Regions from separate parts of the Mus musculus genome. Here regions 1, 2, 3 and 4 are each linked to region 5. A link is a loop called in an ENCODE intact Hi-C map of the cell type or tissue named here. Cell type or tissue: left cerebral cortex. All regions are shown on one strand.

Region 1 (5,000 bases), 380 kb after region 5:
ATCTCACTATAAAGAGCATTTTTAGGGACAATTTGGGAAATTTTAACATTTACTGCAAATTATATAGTATCGAGGATATAAATGCACAAGTTAATTTGGTTAACTATGAAAGATGTTATTTCGACTCCAGAAACGTGTTTTTATTTTTATTTTTTAAAATGTGAACCGAGTTTAAAAACCAACTTTCTCTCCCTTTCCCTGGAATTTTCAGCCTTTAAAAGGAAGGCGACAAGACCAGGGTACGCGTGGCTGTGCTGCAGTTTTATTCTTGTTCTGGCGACCTGAAAGCAGGTGTTAATAGTCACAAGTGGGGCCAGATTCATGGGGAGAAAAGAAGAGCAAACTAAAGTGTTTGTGGACGGACACACACACACACACACACACACACACACACACACAGCTCTCCTGTGCTGCCTCTGTGAGTGGCTGAGTTCTGCTCAGTCGGCTGGCTAGTGTAGGCAGGACCTGTGTTACAGGAGGCTTCTTGCACCACAGTCTGGAGAGGCCTCTGACCCACATCCTCTCACACTCACCGGAGCTATGGCAAGGCACTCTGCAGCAAGAGACAGGCACACCCTTGTTTGCATCATGTGTTCCAGGCCTCCCAAGTTCAGGGACCCACTTCAGAGGTAGCAGGAAGCTCTGTGTTAATATTATCAGAGGACTCACCCGAGGGTGGGAGGGCAGTTGAAGTCTCTCTCTAGAGTCTTTAGTTCCTCCAGCCACACAGACCTCAGAGCTATGCCTTTAACCCCTCCGGAGAGCCTCAGGAGGGAGAATGTATAAACTTGGCCTTGACTTCTTGGATTGTGCAGTTTGGAATAAACCTTGAGATTCACAGACAGTGGCCTTGGATGTTCTCAACAGGAACCAAGAAACTACGGATGAAGTCAACTCCAAAAAGCTCATCTGTGCTTGGCTGAGGTAGAGCACACCTGAAATCCTAGCACTCACTGTGAGGCTCAGGCAGGAAGAGGCAAAATTGGAAGCCATCTCGGGCTGCCTAGTTAAGTTCCATCTTAGCTTCCATAGTGAGACTGCCTCAAACAAAACCAATACAAGCGAAAAGAAATCCCCAATCTACCCTCACATCTCCTACGTTTGAGCCGCAGACCGTCTGGGTTCTGTTCACTCAGAGAGGACTGGGTGTCCCACACTGCTAGGAAGCAGGTGAGAAATAGCTGGGTATTCCAGTGTTGCTCTGGGAGCAGGCAGGGATGCCCCTCCACCAGTTAGCAGCAGGCTGTGGATTAGGAGTGGCAGAAAGGATGTCTTTAAATAGGTTTCCGTTTCTGTTTGTTTGGTTTGAGGCTTGGTGATGGAGGTCACTCTGGGAGAAGCTTGGGACATAGCAGAGACTTTGGGCTTACATTTCGGCACCATCGCCCTTCCACTTCCATGAAGGGAAAGAACAAGGTTGGCTGGGCAGGGTAGAAAAAAAAAATGAGAAACAGAAGGATCTCTGTGCAGGGAAGGCAACACCTGCAATATTATTAAAGTATACTTTAGGGCTGGCAGTGTTGCCCAGTGGTAGGAGCATTTGCTCAGCGTGTGCGAGGGGGGCCCTGGGTTCTGTTCTGAGCACCGATAGGAATGATAAACACACCTATGGCTTAGTCCTCCCTGGAGTTCAGCCCGGCTGGCACAACCCAGCTTGACGAGGACTCCTTGGCGCTCAGTGTTGGAAAGCATGTGTCCTAATAGCCACACACCTCCTTCATAGTTAAAGGGGTTCTTGCTTTGTGAGCAAAATGTGCCTATCCAAGGTCCTAGCTAGATTAAGGTTAAGTCCTTCAGTGGACACTTGGTAGCTTGCTTGCTTTTGGTGTGTGTGTCTGTGGTGAGCATTAAGACAGTGTTTTGCCATGCATCCCAGCCTAGCCTTGAACTCACAGCCAACCCCATCCCCCGCCCCCCGGGTCACTGTCCGATCTTAGGATACAGGTGTGTGTACCCTCGTACCCAGATAGCCTGGGTGTTTTAAACACATTGTTTGGCTTCCCAGGGCTCTGCAACTAACAAAGAGCTGAGCTCACCAGGGCAGGGTGCTGACTTGAACAACTTCATGCTGAAGTGAGCAGATTTGGTTTGTGAGAAAATTGAATGAACCCATCCCAGGTGTACAATTATAGGGGAGAAAATGTGTGTGTGTGTGTATGTACAGGTAGTGCATTTATCTATAATACAAATATAAACTTACATAAATTTGTTTATAATTTTGTTTTTTAAAAATGACTTAAGGAAAAATGAGAAAAAAATGATGTGATATATAGTTTATTGGACTAAAACATTTGGGAGTACCTTTTGCTACTTTTCAGAAGTGTGACCTTGGGCACTTGGGGAGTCCTCTGAGAGCACCAGACAAGCCCTCTCTTGGGCTCCTTCAGGACAGTGCAGGCTGCAAGAGGAGGAAGGGTGTGGTGGGTGGGGTAGATAATTTAGCCTCGGAACTCGACATCACTGTTTATTGCCTCATTCTTTTGTACCTCGTCACCTAAATGTCCATAAAAACTGCATCTCCTTGTAGTTATTATACATCACACAGTGATGTCACCTGCTCTAATGTGAGCAGAAGTTATCTCAACATTTTACAGCCCTCCCTCTTTTTGATCCCTGGGTCTTCCGAGTTTTGTTGACAAGCATGTGGTCAAGTGCTGCCATCTAGTGGTCAAAGTCGATATAACTAAGACGCAGAGCTCTGGGAAAGATTAAGGAAAGGCCCAAGCCTGTCTAGCCTTTTGACCCTGGACACATGGTCATTTACAAAGTTTAAGCTGGAGACTACCCACTTGAGTTACAAAGCCAAGCGCACACACACACACACACACATACACACACACACACACACACACACACACACACACACACACACACACAGAACTCATAATGTTTTAACTATGTTTCCAATTTCCTTCCATTGCTATCTAGGGCTTATTTCCTCTTATTGATTTTTATAACCGATTTTATAGTGACAAGCATTTGTATGCATGCTTCATTGTGACCGGGCCTTTTTTCGTTCTTTTAGTTACGAGTGCAAATGGAAACTGTATGAAGAACTTGATGTGAAAGTGTCAGGTTGGTCTCTAAAGTTCCTGAACTTCTTACACTCTGGTCAATGACATGATGAAACTTAAATTCCTCTAGGGAGTCTCCAACGTGAGTTGAGGCTTTATTTATTTATTTTTGGTTTATTCATTTCTAAAACAGGGTCTTGCTGAGTAACTCTGGCTTGCCTAGAACTTGCTGTGTAGATCAGGCTGGCCTTGACCTTGTTATGGTCCCCCTTTCTCTGCTTGCCCAGGGCTATATGACAGGCATATGCCATAAGGCTTAGATTTAAAAAGAAAATGCTCTCCTAGCTGCCAGAAAGTGATGTGTCATTACGGTTTTGATCTTCATTGCCTTAGTGATTTAATATGTTAAGCATGTTTTATGTGCTTGCTAGCCATTTGTGTGCCTTGTTTTGAGAAATATCTACCCAGGTTATCTGGCCAATTACTAGCTAATCTTTGTATTTCCAAGTCGTTTTCTATATATGTTGCATGGTCCATGTTTCATCTGGGCAGCTCTTAATTCTAATTGGCCAGGTCTCATGGCCATGTTTTTATGACTCACCTACCCGATAGAGTCTTCTCCTCTCCCCACCTTCTCTCTCCCTCCTCCTTGATGTCTCCTCAGACCCCCAGTCCAGGAAACAAAACAAGACCCATCTGTCTTCTGCCCAGCGATAAGCTGTAGGCATCTGTATTCATCAATGGGGCATAACTTGGCAGCAAGATGACATAGCATCACTTGAGTTTGCGTTAGACTCTCCTCATCGCTGGGGGCCACCAGGCCAGTATTTAGCATTACAACACATAGCAACATACTAAACCTCAACTGTCCCAGTAAAGAGTGCCACTCATAATTGGGATGGGTGTACACAGATTGCCCAGGGACTGGTATCCTAGGTTCTGTTAAGTTCACAATCAAGTTTACAAATATTAACTGTAGGCATATATATTTTTTGCAACCTACTTATAATAAGGGTTCAACCTCTCCTCTAGCCCACCCCCCAGCAGAGGTAGTGGAAGAGGAAAGTCATTAGGATATGGGGAACGTGGACCTGTTCAGCAATAGCTCTTTGGGGGCGAGCTCAATCTTTTTTCTCAGCAGTTCAGTCCCATAGCAAACACCAAGTAGGATTCAGCAGCATCAGTCCAGTCCTCCAGGCAGGCAGACACCACACATGAACTGGCAGCTACAGCCCAATCCTTTCGGCAAGCAGACATCATGAATAGACTAGCTGCCGTAGCTCAATCCTCAAGGAAACGCAAGGCTCGCTAACCAGCCTGAGGCAAGGCCTCAGAAGCTGCAAGCTGTCTCAGGAACCTCATGAGCAGTTCTTTAGCAAGTTTCTCTCAATGGTGTCGTTATCACAAGTTGAGGTCAACAACTCAATGTAAGCTGACCCAGTATATGTGTATCATTAACAAAGAATAGCAAGGCAGAGCAAACCAAACCAATGCTCTCTGCTTGTCTCCCACTGTCTGTGGGGTCATATTTATACTCCTTCATCACGGGTTCTTTCACATGTTTGCTATATCAAAGCATCCTTTTATCCGTGTCTGCTTTAGCAAGACATCCTTTCACCTGTGTGCCCCAGCAAACCATCATTCGACATAACTAACTGTCCAAAGAAACTAGAAGTTTCCACTTTGATTACCAGTCACTGGTAGGAAGGTGTTTGGTTTTGTTCAGGCTGATTTCTCCTAGCTCAGCTCCCAGTTCCACAGCCCAGTATTCATCTAGAAGCCTGTGTTTTGTCAATGTGATTGTTGTTTATAATCTGTGAACACCAGGAAGTATTCTGGATAGATGTGTGTGACTGTCCAGGTTCCCAGCAGTGTCCTGGAAGTTTCTAAAGCATGTTATGAAAGTCATAGCTGCCTTTCCCTTTTTGTTTTTAACTCAGCTTTATGGGGTCTCAGTGTGGCCGGTACTTCCAGCAACTGTGATAT
Region 2 (5,000 bases), 150 kb before region 5:
AAAGTTACCAAATGCCAGTGGTGCATAATTAGTTCTGAGTGCAGAGATTTTCTTTTGTTCTGTTTTCTACACTTTCCTACAATGGGAATATATTAGAATAAGCAAGGGCATTTTTATTTTTATCTCGTAGGACAGACTGTGTTGTGTTTTTCCTATTAATGTGGCAAGCTGGTTAGGGTTTTGTTTGTCAACTTGACATAAGCTAGAGTCATCTGGAAAGACACACTCTCAAGTAAAACTATGCATCTATCAGACTGGCCTGTAGGTAAGCTGTGGGGGCATTTTCTCGATTAATGGTTGATGTGGGAGGGCCCAGTGCATTTTGGGTGGTAAGTAATACCACCTGTGCAGGTGGTATTACTTCTAAGTCCCCTCCCCTTGCTACTACAGCAGCTGACCTCATCCTGTCTGCTGGTCGAGGTCTTTCCAGGACACAGCTCCCTGGTAACCCTCAACAGGCAGGAAGTAACTAAAGCCAGCCCCTTCCCAAGCCCCTTTTCTAACCAACAAAAGAGCCACCTTAATTTCTCTCCTAAGAAACGCTTTCTGATTTAATAATGTAAGTAAGTAATACTACCTGGGCAGGTAGTTCTGTCATATGCCAAGCCCGGGAGCAGCACTCCTCCGTGGTTCCCCTTCAGTCCTTGCCTTGAGTTTCTGCCCTGATTTTTCAAGATAGAATGTAAACTGGAAGGTGAAATAGGCTCTTTCCTTCCCAAATCACTTCGAGTCAATGTTACAATAGAAAGTAAACTGACTTTTGGCAAGGGGGATTCTGACAATTGTTTTTATAATTGTAGCAGAAATGCATAATGTAGTATAAACTGAAAGTCACATTAGTTGCCTCTCCCCGCCCCAGGCCTCGTGTGTGTGTGTGTGTGTGTGTGTGTGTGTGTGTGTGTGTGTGTGTGTGTGTGTACACACTTGGTACCATAAAACGTATTTGGATATGAAGCTAGTTTCCATATAGAAGAGTTTTCTGGGTATTTAGAAACAGACACTTCCCGAAATTAAGTTTAAGCTTTTTTTCTCAAAATAATGACAACTATTCTGTCCTTAACCCTCATTTTTTTTCCCCCACTGCCATGTATCAACTGGGTTTTTAGGAGGTTCTATTGTCTACTTCAAAGCCCTGGTAAATTTCCGATGTAAATGAGAGTTTAGACAAGAAAAGATGAATGTGGAAAGTGTCTGGGTACACTTCCTATGAAAATGTGTATTTATGTGGAGAAAAAGAGGAAAAACAAACCACATCAAACAGAAGAACGTTATTAAATCAGAAAGCGTTTCTTAGGAGAGAAATTAAGGTGGCTCTTTTGTTGGTTAGGAGCCTTTCCCTCCGACGCAAAGGGGCTTGGGAAGAGGCTGGCTTTAGTTACTTCCTGCCTGTTGAGGGTTACCAGGGAACTGTGTCCTGGAAAGACCTCTCGGCCAGCAGGCAGGATGAGGTCAGCTGCTTCAGTAGCAAGGGGAGGGGACTTAGAAGACAGAAACCCGCGGAGGAGGCGGGACCCGACGGGAGGAGAGTGACAGCTGTAAGAATACCCAGTACCCGGATGGAGAGACCAGAGGACAATAGATAGGGGAAAGGAGAGGAAAGGACATCTTTAAAGTGCCTAATGAAATCGTGGTGTTAAGGAGGACAGGGAGAGGACTAGAGGGATGATGGCTCAGTGGTTAAGTGTGTGTGTGTTTACCCCTCTGACTGTGGGCTCTGTAGACTAGGCTGGTCTTGAACACTGGTGGAGCACGCCTTTAATCTCAGCACTCAGGAGGCAGATCTCTGAGTTCGAAGCTAGCCTGGTTTACAGAACAAGCTCCAGGACAGCCCAGGGCTACACAGAGAAACCCTGTCTCACTCCGGCTCCCAAAATGGAGACAAAAGTGGGAGAACACTTCCCAACTTCTAAAACATGAGGGAGAAAGTCAAAGTCAGGAAAATCTACTCCCTTGCAACGTATGTGCTTTGGGGAAGGTTGAAGGGAGACAGGGTTTCTGTGTGTAGCCTTAGTTGTCTTGGTACTCGCTCTGTAGACCAGGCTGGCCTTAAACTCAGAGATCCCTCCTGACCCTTAGCTTTTCCTCTAGGCTCCGCCCAACAGTTACCTAGCAACAGCCAGGTAGGAGCTTGGCTTTCTATAAAAGGACTGTTTGGCCTCTCCCTCTCTCCCTCTCCTCTTCTCTCCTCTCCCTCTTCCCCTCCTCTCCGCTCATGTGTTCCTGGCCAGCCTCTTCCCTTCTTTCTTTCCTCTCTCTTTTTGTCCTTCTCTGTCCCCTTTCTTTCTCTGCCTCTACTCCCTTCCCCGCACCCCCTTCCCTTGTCCCAAATAAACTTCATTTTATACTAGACCTGTCATATGGCTGATACCTCAGGGGAGATGGCCCAGCATGGACCCGCTAAGGCACCCCCGACACACACACACACCCATCATGCAACCGCATTACAAATCATGTCTCTGAGTGCTGAGATTAAAGGTGTGGTGCACCACAACGACCCGGCGAGCATGATTGTTTTTAAAGGCAGTTTCATGTAGCCCAGGCATACTCCTATCCAGCTCCTGAGACAGTTCTCTCACTCAGGAGGTGAGGCAGGCAGATCTCTGAGTTAAAAGGGCTGGCCTGGTCTACAGAGCTCCAGGACAGCCAGGGCTACACATAGAAACCCTGTCTCAAAAATAGATAGATAGATAGATAGATAGATAATATAATATAATATAATAAAATAGACTTGGCCCAAAGACAAAACTGAAACAGTCTCCTTATAGTGGCACTGCCCAGATTAAATCTGTCTGGTGTATTTCCTTATTTAACTGGTTATTTTAGAATCCTGCGTAAACACAGAATGCCATCTCAGCAGAGGGTGGGAACTCCTGTGCCTGCTCCGCTGGCCCTGTATATTTCCTCTCTCATGGGCGTCACTGGGAGGAGACTGGCTTCAGGCCTCAATTACAAAAGCATTGAAGGCTTTACCAGTAATGTGGCAAAAGGCCACAAGAGGGTGATAGTTATTGGTTTTATTGTTGGTTTCCTGGTGGGTTTTGTTTTGTTTTAAGAGAGCCCTCTCATTAGGGAGCCCTGGCTAACCTGGGTCTCACGATCCTCCAGCCTCAACCTCCAAAAAACTGGGGTTACAGGCAAGTACCACTACACCTGGCTGTTGATTCAGTTTTAAAGAACAGCTGCTACCGTTTTAGGAAAATGTAAAATGGGACACTTCCCCTAAAGAGTCCACTGAAGGTTTTGTTTCCTCGACTGTAATTTATTCCCTTACTTACCAGGAAATGACAGTTGGGGATGTCCCTTACCTTGAGCGGGTGTGACATTTTAGTTAATCATGACTCACACTGATGTGTGGGTAAATTCTCAGCTTTCAAATGTGGGAACATAGGAGTTTGTCTTGCTGCTGCATTGTGTGAATACTGAGAATCAAACCAGGGCCTCAAGCAAAGGAAGGTTCTCTCCCGAACAGGCTGCATCTGCACACACCATTATCTACTACTTAGTGGAGGAATAGATTATAATCTTAGACTTAAAATGGCAAGAAAAACTAAGCAAAGGAAAATAGAATACAGATGATGCCGCCAAACCCATAAGACTTTTAGAAACTATGTTATTCTTTTTTTAAAAAAAAAAGATTTATTTATTTTATGTATGTGAGTACACTGTAGCTGTACAGATGGTTGTGAGCCTTCATGTGGTTGTTGGGAATTGTATTTAGGACCTCTGCTCACTCCAGTCAACCCTGCTTGCTCTGGTCAACTCTGCTCGCTCAGTCCCTGCTCCCTCTGGCCCAAAGATTTACTTATTATTATAAATAAGTCCACGGTAGCTACTTCAGATACACCAGAAGAGGGCGTCAGATCTCATTACAGGTGTTTGTGAGCCACCATGTGGTTGCTGAGATTTGAACTCAGGACCTTCAAAAGAGCAGTCAAGTGCTCTTATCTGCTGAGCCATCTCACCAGCCCAACTATGTTAATCATTACAAGTTATTTTTCTAGACAGAAGCAAGTCTTCAGACCAGAAGAGGGGATTGGATCCCATTACAGATGGTTGTGAGCTACCTTGTGGTTGCTGGGAATTGAACTCAGGACCTCTGGAAGAGCTTCATCCACTGAGTGCTGGGGTAACAGATATGAGCCACCGCATGGTGTTTTTAGTTAATTTTGTCATGTTGTGGATTGAACCCAGTGCCATACACGTGTCACATGGTAACTGAACTATGCCCTCAGACCCTGAAGCTAGCTTTTATTTTTTTTTAGTCATGTGCATATGTGTATGTATAGGTATGTGCCTGAGTATGTGAGTACAGTGCCCACAGAATGCAGAAGAGGGCAGCCAATCCAATGGAGCCTGAGTTACAGGCGGTTGTAAGTTGCCTGATGTTGGTTCTGAAAACTGAATTCAGGTCTTCTGCAAGCGCAGTAAACGCCCTTCTCACGCCTCAGCTATTTCTCCTTGTCTTCCCTAGGTTTATTCTGATTATTGTTTAAAACAAAACAAAAACAAAACCCCAAAACAAACAAAAAAAAAAAAAACAAATTTCTCCCTCTTCTTCTCCCCCTTCCCCGCCCAACCCCCACCCCCATTCTCTTCTCTCAGCACAGGCCATTATGTGGTTAGAAAGGGTGATTTTTCTAAAACATGTGATCAGAATGTGATTAGGGAAGTCTGTGTGTGTGTGTGTATGTGTGTGCTGCCAAAAGATGAATTATCTTCAAATGCCCTTTCTTCTCTGTTCACAGCAAGCAGAGAAAGAATATGTGTGCACCGTGCTTTCGTTCCTGTAACAATTACCTGAACATATTATTGTGTGTGTGTGGTGGATGGGTGTGTGTGGTGGTGGAGGGGGCAGGATGACCTGAAGAATATACTTTGAATTGTCAGAAAAGCTTTCCTCTGGGATATGAGATTACAGAGACGTCTTATGTTGCAATTGTTCTGTTTCTGAAATGTTTCAGGAGACATCCTGTGGGCCGTGGCGGTACACACCTATGACT
Region 3 (5,000 bases), 230 kb before region 5:
ACTCCCCAAGGCTTGCTGTCAGCTGGGAGAGACTGGGGGAAGGGCAGCAGAGCTACAACTTTTCCCAGGCCATCCTCCTGCCATAGAGCGGAAAGCAGATGAGGTAAGCAAGGGTCAAGTTATCCTCCAGGGCACAAAGAGCCAGGTGTGGGGGGTGGAAAACAGCTGCCTGTTCCCTAGAGACTTTCAGTCAGGACTATGTGTCAGGGGCAGGGGTCACGGGAAAGTATGCAGCTTCTCCAAAATCCCTGAGTCCTTGACAGGAAGGAAGCTCCTGGTATGTTCTCAAAGTGGCTCAGCACTCAGGAGGCAGAGGCAAGAGCATCTCTGTGCGTTGAAGGTCAGCCTAGTCTACATGGTGAGTTCCAGGGTAGCCAGAGGTACAAAGAGAGACCTTTCTCAAACAAAGAAAAAAAATCAATAATAATAGTAAATCTTTAATTATAAAAAATAACCAAGGAATCTAATGGAAAAGCATATAGAAGCATAATATAAAGAGGTGGGAAGGTTTAGACAGAGATGTGAGATAAGGGGTTTTTTCTTTCTTTTGAGATAAGAGCTCTCATAAGCTCAGGGTAACCTTGAACTCCTGTGCTACTTGCATCTCCCTCCCTCACAGCTGTGTCCTCACAGCCAGTGTTCTTGCCTCAGAGGAACAGTTGTTGAGTTTTAGGACACCCCTTGGGATATAGAGACATTTCCCTGCGATTAAATTAGAACTTGAGTATCTAGAATTGTCTCTGCTGTTCCTCAAGTCACTATTAACAGTTTGTAGTAAGAAATTGGATGCCTTTTTCATTTTTATACATTTTAGGATTTCGGGTGTGTGTGTATGTGTGGTGTGTGTGTGTGTGTGTGTGTGTAGTGTGTGTGTGTGTGTGTGTGTGTAGTGTAGTGTGTCTGTGTGGCTGGTTTGGAGCTCACTGCCATTCTTTCTGCTTTAAGTACCCGGTGCTTTAATGATTACTCAGCCAGCTTCATTTAAATATTGATTCAGAATCTGTGAAATAACTCATAATTTCTCCACAAAAGAACTGGGCATTGTGCACTCAGGAGGCTGAAATGAAAGGATTATGGGTCCAAGGCCAGCCTGAGCCACAGAGTGAAATTCTATCTCAGAACTGAAAACAAAAGTAGCCATTTTTATTTTCAGAGATGGGAAGCTTTTTCAGTTATTCTTGCTTTCTAGCGTGTGTAGCCAATATATTGCTGTAGATGTTGGTTTTTGTTGTTGTTGTTGTTTTGTTTTGTTTTGTTTTGTTTTTTCTAGACAGGGTTTCTCTTTGTAGCCCTGGCTGTCCTGGAACTCACTTTGTAGACCAGGCTGGCCTCGAACTCAGAAATCCGCCTGCCTCTGCCTCCCAAGTGCTGGGATTAAAGGCATGAGTCACCATTGCCCAGTTAGGTGTTGGTTTTGACCTGCTTGTCTATTTCAGTTGCACGTGCCTTACCTGTGTGAGGGGGCAAAGATGGCACTGATTTAGTGACAGCAGTGATAAGTAACAAATGCTTTTGTTTTTCAGGGAAAATTTTTATCCCCAAACAGAAGCCAGCGCAGACTCTTACAGAAGAAACTATATCCCTCGACCCAGAGTTAGAAGAAGCTTTGACAAGTGCTTCAGACACAGAGCTGTGCGACCTTGCAGGTATCTCCCAAGGCGGGGGTGCTGGGGAGGAGGGGTTTGAATGAGAATGGCATGGGGCAGGCAATACAGGGCCCATCTCCATGCATTAGACAAAAGCCTGCTCTGTACAATAAATCTAACAGTTGGATTCTTTTACATACTCTATGGTGAAATTTTATAGTGGTAAAATGTCTTACTTGATGACATTCCTATGTTGCTGTGTTTTAGTCTTTCTAGCAACAACAAAAGCTCTTCCATCAGCTGTGAGCCTGTGCAGACTAAGCACTAGGAACAGCCTTCGGGGTCACCTTCTGCCCTGCTTTATGGAGAGTAAATAGAAACCAGGATCTGTAGTCACTTCCCCAACTCCGCTGAATGACAAGGAACACTGCAGACTTCTGTATCCCCGTGGCCAGTTTCTTATCCAGGCCACTCTCCCCACTTACTATGCAAATACCCGTTTTCCTGGGTGAATATGTGACGTGTAGGAAGGCCCTCATACCCCATAGCCCAATGGCGTGTTTGAAAGTAGAGTGGAGGTTCCTGGGAAGAACCTTGGAAGGCGGCAGAGAGCGTGTGTTGTCACAACTCCAGAAGGTGGTGTACTCCTTACGGAGCAGAGCACTGGGGGGCTTTGTAAATAGAAGCCTCATCAGAGAGCATATCAAAGAATTTGAATGCTTCTGCCAATGCCGCTTTATTCTAAATGAAAGAACTTAACAGCACTTACCGTAGTCACATGTGCCATCATGCCCGGCCTTCTGCTCTGTCTTTGTATATATAGTGTTATGTTCCTGCAACCCTAGACAGTGAACAGTAAGAGCATCTTTTCACTTTCCTCTCTTAGCCACCAGGTGGAGCTAAGCGCAGGTTTTCCTTTAAGGCCAGCCTGCCTCACTCACCCTGTAGTCTAACTTAAAAGATGCTAGGAAATAACAAAGGATTGGTGAGACTAGATGAGAGGTTGTCGGTGATTTCTGACCACTACCTCATTCCTTCCTCCTGTTTGGGGATGTAGTGTCCATTTTCAGTTTAGTAGGGAAGTGTCTGAAGAATGTTAAAATACTTAAAGTTTTTGTTGGCAAACTGGGTGCTGTGCTCACCTATAGTCACAGCTACCTGGAAGGCTTTGGCCCAGGAGTTAGAGGCCTGCCTGAGACACAGCAAGGCCCCATGTAAAAACAAAGAGGTTTTGAGCAGGTAGAAGTGGAAATCTAACGCTCTTCTGTCTCTGCAGCTATTCTTGGGATGCACAATCTGATTGCAGACACACCGTTCTGTGATGTGCTGGGAAGTAGTAACGGTGTCAACCAAGAGCGTTTTCCCAGTGAGTAACTGAAATGCCTTGTGGATTCTAATCCTTTGCTTCCTCCATGTGTTAACTTTGGTAGTTATTATGCCAGATATCCAAATATTATATATACATGTGTTAAGATATTACTACCAAGAAAGCCATTAAGATTTAGTCAGGTGTTGTGATTCATGTTTATATTCTCAAAATTAAGAATGCTTCCCGAGCCAGGTGGTGGGAGCAAGGCACAACCTTAATCCTGACACTCAGTAGGCAGAGGCAGGTGGATCCTGAGTTTGAGGCCAACCTGGTCCACAAAGTGAACTCCAGGACAATAATATACAAACAAACCCTGTCTCAAAAAAAAAGAAAAGAAAACAGGAAGGAAGGAAGCTAGTTAGCTTCTTATTGTTCTGGAAGATGAAGTCCAGTCTACCTTTTTTAGCTTACTGTCACCTGTAACTCCAGCTCCAGGGATCCAGTGCCCATTCCAGGCCTCCAAGGTCCCCCACACATGTGGCATACACACATACATATAAAGTAAAATAAATATTTTAAAAATCAAATTTTAGAGCTAGAGAGATGGCTCAGCGATTAAGAACACTGACTGCTCTTCCAGATGTCCTGAATTCAATTCCCAGCAACTACATGGTGGCTCACAACCATCTGTAATGGGATCCAATATTCTCTTCTGGTGTGTGTGAAGACAGCTATAGTGTACTCATAATTTTTGTTTTTAGAATACTTAGTAATTTAGTCTTTTTGTTTGTTTTTGTTTGTTTTTGTTTTTAAACAGGGTCTCACTGTGTAGCCTTAACTGGTCTTTGTTTGTTTGTTTGTTCATTTTTTTGAGACAGGGTTTCTCTGTGTAGCCCTGGCTGTCCTGGAACTCACTCTGTAGACCAGGCTGGCCTCGAACTCAGAAATCCACCTGCCTCTGCTTCCCAAGTGCTGGGATTAAAGGCATGCACCACCACTGCCTGACAACCTTAGTTGGTCTTGAACCTCAGATCTGCCTCCTGAGTCCTGGCAGTGTGTAATGGGAACCATTTTTGCCACATAAATACTAATGACAAACAGTATAAAAGCTACACAAGTTTAGGGTTTTTAAATTTGCATTTTTTTAACAAGTTGTTTTTGCAGTGAGGATCCAACAAAGGACCTTAAACAAAGTACATGAACTTTCCACCACTGAACAGCCCCAGACCAGCCATACCTAGTTTTTGTTGACATTTTATTTTCATGTTGCTAGTTTTTAAGGAATGCATGGAAATTCTGACAAAGTTTCTTTTTTTAAATATAGGGTGTTTTAAAAAAAAAAAAAAACTCAAGGTAAATATTTGCTATTGTAACACATTTAAGTATGTCATAAATACACTACAGAGTAAATGTCTCAGAGCTGGAGAGATGGCTCAGCAGTTAAGAGTTTACTGCTTTTGTTTGAGGGTCAGGGTTCGGTTCCCAGCACCTACATGGTGGTTCACAACCACCTGTAACTTAAGTGTCAAGGGATCCGGTGCCCTTCTCTGTCCCCAATAGGCTCCTGAGTACATGTGATATACATATATTCAAGTAAGCACACATGTGAACTCAGAAATAATTTTTTTAAAAAGAAGTAAATGTTTATATTCAAAAGCATTAGGTAACCTACCACCCCCCTCAGCTGTTAACAAGTTGGTATATATCTTGTTCTATAATTCTGGCCATTTATATGCAAATGTATACATATTATGCATAAATTGTCTTTTTAGTGACATTTATGTATTTATTTTTAAGAATTTTAGTTAATACTGTTTACATTTCTGGGTTTTTTAATGGCTGTTTTGTCTATATGTATGTCAGTGCGCCCATGGTGGCCAGAAGTGGGTGTTGGTTTCCCCAGGACTGGAAGTGGTTGTGAGCTACTACGAGGGTGCTGGGAATCAAGCCCAGGTCCTCCACAAGAGCAGCTAGTGCTCTTACCTCTGAGCCATCTCTCCAGCATACAGCTTAATGTTTTAATAGTAGCTCTATTCCTAGGGCTGGTTTCTTTTCTTTCTTTTCTCTTTCTAACTTCTTACTATGGACTCGCTCTGTGCATTCGG
Region 4 (5,000 bases), 160 kb before region 5:
CAGCTAAACATATCAAGTTGTCAAAAAAACAAAAACAAACCCTTGAGCCGGGTGTGGTGGTGCACACCTTTAATCCCAGAGGGAGACAGAGGCAGACAGTCTGAGTTCAAAGCAAGTTCCAGGACAGCTAGGGCTACATAGAGAAACCCTGTTTTGAAAAAACAAAAACAAAAAGAAAGTAAGAAAGCCCAAAGTAGATAATCAATAAAACCAGTAGTTTAAAACCAGTAGTTGGATTTTTTTTTCCTCCATTAAATAAGTTCTTGTAGTCTCAGTTGGCCTGCCTGCAACTGGTTATGTAGACCAAGCCTCAAACTTGTGCCAATCCTTCTGCCTATTGTCTTTTGAGTTTTAGGATTACAGAGATGTACCATCATGCCTGGCTAACAGTTCATTCTTTAAAAACATTAACAAAATTAAACCATTAGGCAGACTGTACAAGAAAAAAAAAAGCAAGACTCAAATTACTAAAGTCAAGAATGCAAGTGGGGATGACATTATAGACCTTACAGAGTCGATGATTATAAACCATAAACAATGCTAGAAACCTAGACATACTCCTTCTGAGGTCAAGAACAATATCTACTTCTGCAAGTCCCATTCGACATCATAAAGAGAGTACCAGCCATAGCAAGGTAAATAAATAGGCAAGAGAAAGAAACAGTACAACTATCTCTAATCACCATGGCATGGTTTCACATGTAGAAAACCCTAAAGGAGCCACAAAAACAATGACAGAAAACATATCAGCATCAGGATAGCATCAAGTCACAAGATCAACGTATAGCAGAAATAGAAAATAGGACGTAGTAGTACTAGCTGGAAGTGGAGGTACACATCTAACTAAGACCAGCACTCACTGAGGAAGTGGAATCGGGAGTATAAAGCCAACAAAGGCAACATACACAGCAGATCCAGTAGAAGAAAGAGGGGGAAAGAAAGGGAAGGAGGCACGCAGGCAGGTAAGCAGACAATCAGGCAGACCTACCAAGTTCTACCCTGTCACATCCGTAGCAACTTCAAGACTAAGAGCAGTTGTCAAAGACAGGACACCAGACCCTGAAAGTCAGTCTTGGAGAGTCCACTAACTCAATGGTAAAATGGAAGAAAACTGCCATGACCTTAAAAGAAGTTTTTAAAAGGGAAGAAAGGGGAGGGGAAGAAAGCGTAGAACTGCAATCATCTGTACACTCCACTTCCCTAAGCTATGGGTGGCTATGAGAAAGCACTACAGGTACATCTTACTAAACGACGCTTTCACCAGTGGATGCAAAAAAGCACTAAGCGTTAAGCACTAAGCTGGGGAGCGGGAACCTGTCTTCTCATGATTACATTCCCAACCCCTAGCAAGGTGGCCAGGAGATGATAGGGATCCTTGTTTACTGAATGAATGAAACGCTTCATGGAAAACATGGGAAGGTGTACACAGAATTGTGCCTCGAAGACACAGAGAATAAACTATGAGCAAAGCCGGGCACAGGAAGAGTTTAGTTCTCTGTACTTTTACTTAGTGCTCCCTCCACAACTGGAGTAATTACATACAAACTGGAGTTGGTGACGAATGGGGGGAGGGGCAAGGAAAATGACATGTATAGAAGTTAATTTGGGCCTGGGGGGGCTGCAAGAATTCTGAAGTTCATCTCGGATCTTTCCTCATTCTTCTATTCACATCTCAAATTCAGATATTCGTAGACCTGTGCCAGAAATGCCCCCCATGAACCATCATTCATTCATTCATCACCAAATCCTGTCACTCCTCTCCAAACACTCCACAAGTTTCCCCATTCTTACATCACAGACAAGGAAACTGGCTTTCCGCACAGGCTCTCCAAGGGCACCCATCGCCAGTGCGTAGTCCTTCTGTAGAACTCCAACCTGATCCCTCCCAGACCCTTCAGGGGCATCTACACTCTCCCATCAACTCGCCCTTTCACACGGGGCGTTACCGCGCCCGATGGGCAGTTGAACATGTCTCCACTCATTCACTGCCAGCCACCCTTTCAATTGGCCATGTATGCACGGAGGGGCGCAGGCCACACGTCCTCCCTTCTGCTCCCCCAGGAGTCCAGGCCGGTCCCTGATCCTCCAGGCACTGACTCCGCGGCGGTCTCCCCGGGAGAGGCGGGCACCGCCGGGCATGCAGGGGGCGCTGGGCAAGAGCTTGGGGACTTCGCGTTGCCCGGCGCCGCGCCTCCGGCCGAAAAGCAACCCGACGCCCCATGTGCCCATCCGCGGAGCTCGCCCGCCCGCCCGCCCGCCCGTCCGCCGCACCTTTGCGCTCGGCCTCGCTCTCAGCTTCGCTCCCGAAGAGGTCCTCCATGTCCGCCATAGCAGCTTGGTCCGCGGCCTTGGCTTGCTCGGCTCGAGCCTGCTTTACGGCCAGACCCGTCCAAACACGACGTGTCGTAAAGAGCCGCACAAAGACCTACTTTACTTTTGTGACCTAGTTTTCTCCAGCACTCGGCTGGCTCCGCCCCCACCCCCTCCACCCCCGCCCCGGTGTCTGCGCTCGCCCGCTACTCCGTTAGCCCGCTCGCACGCTGTGCGGAGCTTGGGATGCGGGTCAGACTTGTTTACGACCTGTCAGCTGCGGCCAGGTTTCTTAAAAATAGTTGAGGGTGGGTGTGGTCGCTCTGCTCTGGGGAGGCAGATCTCTGTGAATACCAGGCCAGGTTCGTCTACAAAGCGAGTTCCAGCCAGCCAGCCAGCATATGTCTACATACGTAGATCCTGTGGCAGAAGAATAAGAAATAAGTCATTGAGAGCTCTAGCCTGGAGTAGTTAGTGGTGCACGCCTGTAATCCAGCACTCTAGAAGCAAAGGGTCAGAAACCCAAATTCATCATCAACTGCATAGCAACTTCAAGAGCAGCGTGGGATCCTTGAGAACCCCCACCCTTAAAAAAAAAAAAAAAAAAAGGGCTGGTGAGATGGCTCAGTGGGTAAGAGCACCCGACTGCTCTTCCAAAGGTCTGGAGTTCAAATCCCAGCAACCACATGGTGGCTAACAACCATCTGTAATGAGATCTGACTCCCTCTTCTGGAGTGTCTGAAGACAGCTACAGTGTACTTACATACAATAAATAAATAAATCTTTAAAAAAAAAAAAAAAAAAAAAAAAAAAGACCTGGTGAGATCGCTTGTCGGTAAATGACTTGCCCTTAAAGACTAAAGATCTGTTTTCCGAAAATCCAGCACCTACTTAAACTCAGGCACGGCTTCCAACATCTGTAATCCCAGCTCTCAGGTCCAATAAAGGACCTTGTCTTAAAATACAGATGCTGGATGGTGGTGTCTAGGCCAGCCTGGTCTACATAGCGAGTTCCAGGACAGCAGGACAGCCAGGGCTATACATAGAGATTCTGTCTGGGGGAAAAAAAATAAAAAAAAGTAAGGTGCTGCCTGGTGGGGTGAAGAGCATTTCAAGAATACACTGGAAATCGGCCTTTGGCCTCTAGGCACATGGAAAGTAGCTCTGTACAGAGCTTGCCTATTATGAGTGAGGGTTCAAATTCAATCTGCACTGGGGAAAAATAAAAGATTTAGGACTAGAAATCCCAATATGGGAGGCTGAGGCAGGAAGACAACTGAGAATTTGAGGCCAGCTGGGGCCACAAAGACAGCCTGGATTACTAAGGATGAAGCTTTCAGTAGTATTAGGTTAGTTTCTGGCAGTATTTGCTCATTTCTGATCTCTTCTTTAAATTACATTTATTAAAATAAATTTATTTTTAATTTTATTTCTTTAAATGTGCATGGGTGCTTTACTTTGCATACATATCTGTGCACCACATGCATACCTGGTACCTGAAGATGTCAGAAAGGGGCATCAATCACATTACCTGGGACTGGAGTTAGAGACAGCTGTTACCTTCCATGTGAGTGCTATGAATCAAACCTGGGTCCTCTGGAAGAGCAACCAGTGCAACCCAGCCAGTGTTCATAACCACAGAGCCATCTCTCCAAGTCTCCATTTCTAAGCTTTTTTTAAAAAGATTATTTATTTTATGTATATGAGTACACTGTAGCTGTACAGATGGTTGTGAGTCATCATGGGGTTGCTGGGAATTGAAATCAGGACCTCTGCTTGCTCCTTCCCCACTTGCTCCAGTCCCACACACTGTAGCTGTCTTCAGACACACCAGAAGAGGGTGTCAGATCTCATTACAGGTGGTTGTGAGCCACTGTATCATGCTGGGATTTGAACTCAGGACCTCTGGAAGAGCAGTCAGTGTTCTTAACTACTGAGCCATCTCTCCAGCCTATCTCTAAGCTTTTTTGGTTTTAGAATTATAGATAAGGGATTATAGATCAACATACCTATAAGATGGATATGGTTCTCAACATGTGGGTTGCAACTTCCTTGACAAATCTTTCTCTCCAAAAATATTTATGAGTCACAATAGTAGCAAGAAAAAGTTATGAAGTAGCAACCAAAATAATTTTATGGTTGGGGGCCACCACACATGAGGAACTATATTAGAGGGTCAAAGCATTAGGGAGGTTGAGAACCACTGCTAGAAGATATATTCTACTATATTACTGTTTTTTATGTGTGAAAAATGGGAGGAAATAGACTGTGGCTGTTGATAGCCTACCCAATATGATCTGCTTGGCCATAATGTAAATAATCACTTAAAATTCATCAGCAGTTTTAGATTTGTGTTAGGGGTGTGGGGTTTCAGAAATGGCTCTGAGTGCTGGGACCATAAGTGTTTCACATTTAACTTATTTTATTTCACTTTAGAGACAGGATCTCATGTAGCCCAGACTGGCTTCAAATTCTTTTTGTGGCTGAAGCTGGCCTATTGAACTTTTTTTTTTTAAAGATTTATTTATTATATGTAAGTACACTGTAACTGTCTTCAGACACACCAGAAGGGGGCATCAGATCTCATTACAGATGTTTGTGAGCCACCATGTGGTTGCTGGGATTTGAACTCAGGACTTCCAGAAGAGCAGTCAATGCTCTTAACTGCTGAGCCACCTCTCCAGCCAGCC
Region 5 (5,000 bases):
AGGCAAGCATTCTTATTAACTGAGCCAAATCCCCAGCCCTGTAACCAGTTGTTAGCAAACACTAGGCCTCCTCACTAGGCAAACGACTGCATTTTCAGAGGAGTCTTTCTAGGGGTTATTAGACACTTCTACCATAAGAATTTACTTCACGTGTCAATTCTAGGCAAGGTGAACTTCTCAACATTGTATTGTCTCTGGAAAACCAAACCAAGCCAAACAAACACACCAGAATCCCAAGGGAATGTCTAACCGAGTTGCTTTCTTTAGTCCTTCGTAGGCAAACCAAAGTTCTCCATCTTCATTTAAATGTTCCAGATCTTCCACAGAGAGCCTGGAGAGCAAAGAAAGAGAGCAAAGAAGCCTTGCCCACCTTTACATGGCTTGTGTATGTCGTCCCTACAGGGTGGTTCACCTTGCTATATAAAAGATTGTGTGTGAGTGAGTGAGTGTGCATATGTGTAAGTGTGCATAAGTGTGCATGTGTGTGGGTGCACATTGTGTGTGTGTGCATATGTGTAGGTGTGTGAGTGTGCATGTATGTAAGTGTGTGTGCATGTGTGTAGGTGTGAGTGTGCACATGCATGTGTGAGTGTGCATGTGTATAAGTGTGTGTGTGTGAATGTGCATGTGTGTGTGAGTGTGTGTGTATGAGTGTGTGTGTAGATGCTGGTGGAGACCTGAACACAGCATCAGATGCCCTTTGAAGCTGGAGTTGCAGGTGATTGTGAGTCACCTGACATGGCTGCAGGGACCTGATCTCGGCAGGAGCAGCAAGCACTCTTACCCACGAAACCATCTGTCTTTCCAACCCCCAAGACCATTTTGAAGCAGGGTCTCTCAGTGGCCTGGACCTCACTGAGTAGGCTACACTAGCTTCTCGGTAAGTGCAGGGATTCTTCTGTCTCTACCTCCCCATTGGTGGGTTACACGCATGTGAGTCTTCTTCTGAAATGCACGGACTCTTGGGATCACACTCACATGTTAACACTTTGCCGAGTCATGCCTCCAATCTGTTTTACATTTGTAAATGTCTGATAATGTAAAATCGATTACCTGCTTCTAACATCTTCGATGTCATAGCTCTCCAAAAGCTGCTTGGTGACCTCTGACATCCGTTCTAGAAGGAAAGAGAGAGCAGCAGACATTGAATTTGGGCATGACTTCACCCCCATGGCATCTCTGCAGTTGTTTCTACGGCCTACCAGCTGGCCACCCTCTTAGGTATCCAACTAGCAAGCTGCCCAGACTACCCAGTAACCAGTCCATGCCCCTGGTACCTCTCATCTCCCGTTTCTGTGACTGCACGTGCTTTTCCACATCTATCTTCTGGGCTTGCAGCAGCTCTATCTCCTTCTCAAACTCAGAGATGGTCTAAATCAGAGCCGCAAACAGATCCAGTGCAGAGAAAACAGCCGTTACACTTCTCATCAGGCAAGGGCACACCCCGTCACAGAGCATATGGTGGCCTCCCGCCTCCATGCGGCTTCCTAGCAGGAATCTTATCTACTCTCACAGCCTCACATCTTGCCCTGAAGCAGCTCAACTGTGCAACTGTTTGCAGGCCTACCTGGATGCAGGAATGAGCTTCCCTGTTGTAACGGAAGGAAACAATCACAAGTTTGCCATGAGACAGGCAGAGGGCAAGACGGGTAAAACTGCAGGTCGGAAGGCGAAGGTACATTGCTAGGAGGCGTTTTGTCACAGAGGCAGGGGAGGCTAAGCAGCCTGGGAAGACCACCAGGGACAGTTTCCCATGAGCATCTCTGCTTGTTAAAGGGGCTGCATCCACCTCTGTTCACTCTGCAAGTTCATCTCGAGGAAGGTATTTTTCATATTTTGTAGCTAAGACAGATAGAGATATTCTCAGGGGTAGCAGGGGTAAAAAGCCCTCCTCAAATATTGTTATTCGGAGTATTGACAGGTTCTAGCTCCCAATTCAGAGAGGGAGGGGATCAAATACTAGTGCTCCACTTCGACACCTAGTCCTCCTAGCAGGCCTCGAAGTGAGTGGAACAAGCTGAGCCCGCATCGATTAGAAAATGAACTGAAGGTTAAATGACACATTTGGGATCATGTGTCAAGCTCACAGGACTGCCCAGGCTGAAGCCTTGGTTCTTTTCTTGGTTCTTTACATATTTCAGGTAATGTTTACACTTCCTTATTTTCTTCAGATCGCATCACAGAGAGCTTGACAATGACCTTCAAGAGCTCTGAAAACCAGACCTCTTAAAGCATCAGAGGAAGAGAGTGACATCTACTGGTGCCTCCCTCCAAGTGCAGGCTCACAGTTCCCCCGATTTAAGATCAGCCTGGAGAGATGGCCCTACAGTTAAGAGCACTGGCTGCTCTTCCAAAGGGCATGGGCTTGATTCCCAGCACCCACATGCTAGGATTACAGAAGTGCGACACTGTTTCTGACTTTGGTGCTCTGGGAGTCAAAGCTGGAGCCTCCTGTGTGCTAAAAAGGCAGTCTACTAATCAGGCTGCATCCCCAGACCTGAAGTCCTCCTGATCACCCATGTGAATTTTCATGTAACAGTGTAAATGGTGGATAGCAACAATTTCACTTCAGTACAAGAATTCATAAGTTTATAATATGATAAACAATAAGGGTTCACCTGAATTTATAACTTAAATAGGTAGTATTCTTTTAGTCAATCTATTTAAGTAACTGTATAGTTACAATCTTAGAGTGTTAGAACCTGACTTTTCAAATATGAAATACATTTTCAGACAGCCCAGAGGCTGGGACGGAGAGAACTGAGTACCCGGGTGCTGTGTGCCTTCAGTCTGTATGGATGCTCCTGTTGTCTGATCCCTTGGGAATATATAGATGTTAAAGTAAGATGGGGCTAGAAAGGAGAGCACCCTCTGTGACTCAGACTCTCACTTCCCCAAAGGTTGTTTCCAAACACCCTAGCAAGACAGAGTTACAGGGGGCACCTCCTGTATGATGGACACATCTTACTTAGCTAAAGGGCTGAACCAATACCTCCTCCCCTGCCACCCAGGAATCCAGGATAACCTGGGTACAGGCTACCCATCCTCCTCATTTTGCCTGAATCTGTAAGAAGGGGTTCCCTAGCAACGCCTCTTCTGAGCTCTCTTTAGAACCCCTCTTTGGTGTTAATAAATCTCTTAACAAAAGAACAGCCCACTGGGGTCCCTCTGTACCCAAATCTCTGCATTTCTACTGTTTCTGTGAAGATCAAGGGCATCTCTGGAGGAGCTAGAAGGCAGCACACACCTTTGCCTGCTTGCTTAGGCGGGCCACCTCCCCCTTCAGGCGGTCAGAGGTGACCTGTCCCTCCTCCAGCTGGTGATGCAGTTGCGACCTCTCGTCCTTGAGGGCTTTAATCTCTTCTCTCAGAGACTCTATCTGTTTCTCATAGGCTTGTGTTTTCAGCTCAAAACCTTTTTCAAGAACTCTAGATGGTAAAAGGAGAAAATCTAACTTAGAATTGTTCTTATAGTCTTTGAACAAGACAATATACAATATTATGAAAAAATTGAGGAGCTACCTCCACACCAAAGGAAGAGGTGTGTTAGGACCCACTGGGGCCATCGCTGTAGCCAGCTTCCTGTTCTCTTAGTCTAAAATCCATGTCTTAGATCACCCAGTGTGAGAAACTCTATGAAGATCACAGAGCACAGGACAGAGAGGCTGGACTTCAAGTCACACTAGGTGCTGGAGTGTTGCGATCTCAAAGCCATGCCTGGGGGCCATATTGTTCCCTGGGTGGGATGTATGTCCCCCAGCAAAGACCTGGCATATTCTGTCAAGTGCTGGCCCTTCTAAGTTCTCAGAAATCCACCCTCAAGGTCTGATTAAGGCCTTAAAAAATACGGGTGGAGCATCCCAAACCCCCAAATTAAATCAGAAATGGTAAAATCCAGAACTACACCACCAGTGTGATAATGAGAAGTTTCCATCTTTGAAACATTTAGGGTTTGGGACTGCAGGAGGAGGGGTATTCTCTTAGTGATGTCTACACCAAGTCTCCAAAATATGGAAAACTGAAACCAAAACCCTTCTGGCCCCAAGCTTCAGATAAGGACCATTTCTATATCCAGGGGTCTTGCCTTCCAAGAAATTTAAAAATCATCCATCGTCTGTCTGTCTGTCTGCCTGTCTGTCTGTCTGTCTGTCTGTGTCTACATGTCTCTATGTGTGAAAGCAGGTGTCTGTGTAAGTGTATGCAGAAGTGAACCCCGATGCTTGCACCTTTGCACACAGAGGCCAGAAGAGGGCGCCACACCCCTCTGAGTTAGAGATACAGGTATCTTTGGACACCCAGCTTACATAAGTGCTGGGAATTGATTCTGGTTGCTCAGCAAGCACTCTTAACTATGGAGCCATCTTTCCAGTCCATGTTTTAAGAATTTTAGAATGTATTTCGGCAAAAGCCAGGTGCCCCAAAGTACGTGGAAACTGAATTCCTTGTTGATGAATTGAACAGGTAGTGATGAACTAAGACGACAACTATAAAGAGACACATGACACAGACAAACTTTGCTTATTCTACAGGGTCTGGTCAGAACTGAGGCAGCCCCAGGGGCTCTGTGAGCTTCCTGCAGTCTCTCACACTGCTGGGATGTTGACCCAGAGCCTTGATTTATTTGCTCCAATAGCCCAAAGAGGAGACTTTGAGGAAGAGACCCATGCTCTGCAAAGACTTCTGTTTCATCTCTTTTTGTAGATATTAATAAACCTTTAATCTTTCTAACACACCTCCCCCTCCCAAAACCGACTACAGTATTCTCAAGATGCCAGTAAAAACCAAAACCCAAACTAAACCTGGAGCCTGAGGCACAACAAACCTCAGATCCGAAGCCTGAACCTGCTGAGTCTGCAAGTAGCTTGTGCCTCTGAGGATTGTGCAGGGACCAAGCATACACAGATAGATGACCAGGGGCCAAATGGAGCTGTGAGGAGGCCTAAGGCAGACACAGCTTTGCTCACTTGAGAGGCCTGCACAGCCTCGCTCAGGCAGGAGAAG

The links. Peaks named below come from ENCODE experiments on the same cell type or tissue, not always from the same donor. Only the 100,000 strongest peaks of a DNase experiment are listed, where the experiment ranks them.
Region 1: a loop joins it to region 5, with 5 times the contacts of the local background. A loop is called at or near these places in 21 of 42 quality-filtered maps.
Region 2: a loop joins it to region 5, with 10 times the contacts of the local background. A loop is called at or near these places in 10 of 42 quality-filtered maps.
Region 3: it touches region 5 in a loop (4-fold over the local background); 11 of 42 quality-filtered maps call a loop at or near these places.
Region 4: it touches region 5 in a loop (6-fold over the local background); 10 of 42 quality-filtered maps call a loop at or near these places.

The regions. Positions count from the first base shown.
Region 1 is chr9:74,902,709-74,907,708 of GRCm38, reverse strand. No RefSeq gene overlaps it. Among named protein-coding and RNA genes, the nearest start is that of Gm38678, 39 kb to the right of the region's middle. In left cerebral cortex, a CTCF peak has its summit at 2,658 (motif pointing left); a DNase peak (open chromatin) is centred at 2,660.
Region 2 is chr9:75,432,582-75,437,581 of GRCm38, reverse strand. No RefSeq gene overlaps it. Among named protein-coding and RNA genes, the nearest start is that of Leo1, 6.4 kb to the left of the region's middle. In left cerebral cortex, CTCF peaks have their summits at 2,985 (motif pointing right) and 3,802 (motif pointing right); DNase peaks (open chromatin) are centred at 1,456, 2,947 and 3,327; H3K27ac peaks cover 299 bases.
Region 3 is chr9:75,513,119-75,518,118 of GRCm38, reverse strand. It overlaps Tmod3 (tropomodulin 3), which reads left to right. Exons shown (of 10, transcript NM_016963.2): 4 at 1,524-1,646; 5 at 2,863-2,952. Among named protein-coding and RNA genes, the nearest start is that of Tmod3, 44 kb to the left of the region's middle. In left cerebral cortex, a CTCF peak has its summit at 2,469 (motif pointing right); a DNase peak (open chromatin) is centred at 2,466.
Region 4 is chr9:75,438,907-75,443,906 of GRCm38, reverse strand. Leo1 (Leo1, Paf1/RNA polymerase II complex component) reads right to left here and starts at 2,383. Exons shown (of 12, transcript NM_001039522.1): 1 at 2,272-2,383. The coding sequence starts at 2,329. In left cerebral cortex, a CTCF peak has its summit at 2,131; a DNase peak (open chromatin) is centred at 2,403; H3K4me3 peaks cover 1,525 bases; H3K27ac peaks cover 1,137 bases.
Region 5 is chr9:75,280,264-75,285,263 of GRCm38, reverse strand. It overlaps Myo5c (myosin VC), which reads right to left. Exons shown (of 41, transcript NM_001081322.1): 25 at 3,248-3,428; 26 at 1,278-1,371; 27 at 1,054-1,117; 28 at 251-331. Among named protein-coding and RNA genes, the nearest start is that of Gnb5, 24 kb to the left of the region's middle. In left cerebral cortex, CTCF peaks have their summits at 2,265 (motif pointing left) and 4,249 (motif pointing right); DNase peaks (open chromatin) are centred at 1,435, 2,249 and 4,246; H3K27ac peaks cover 254 bases.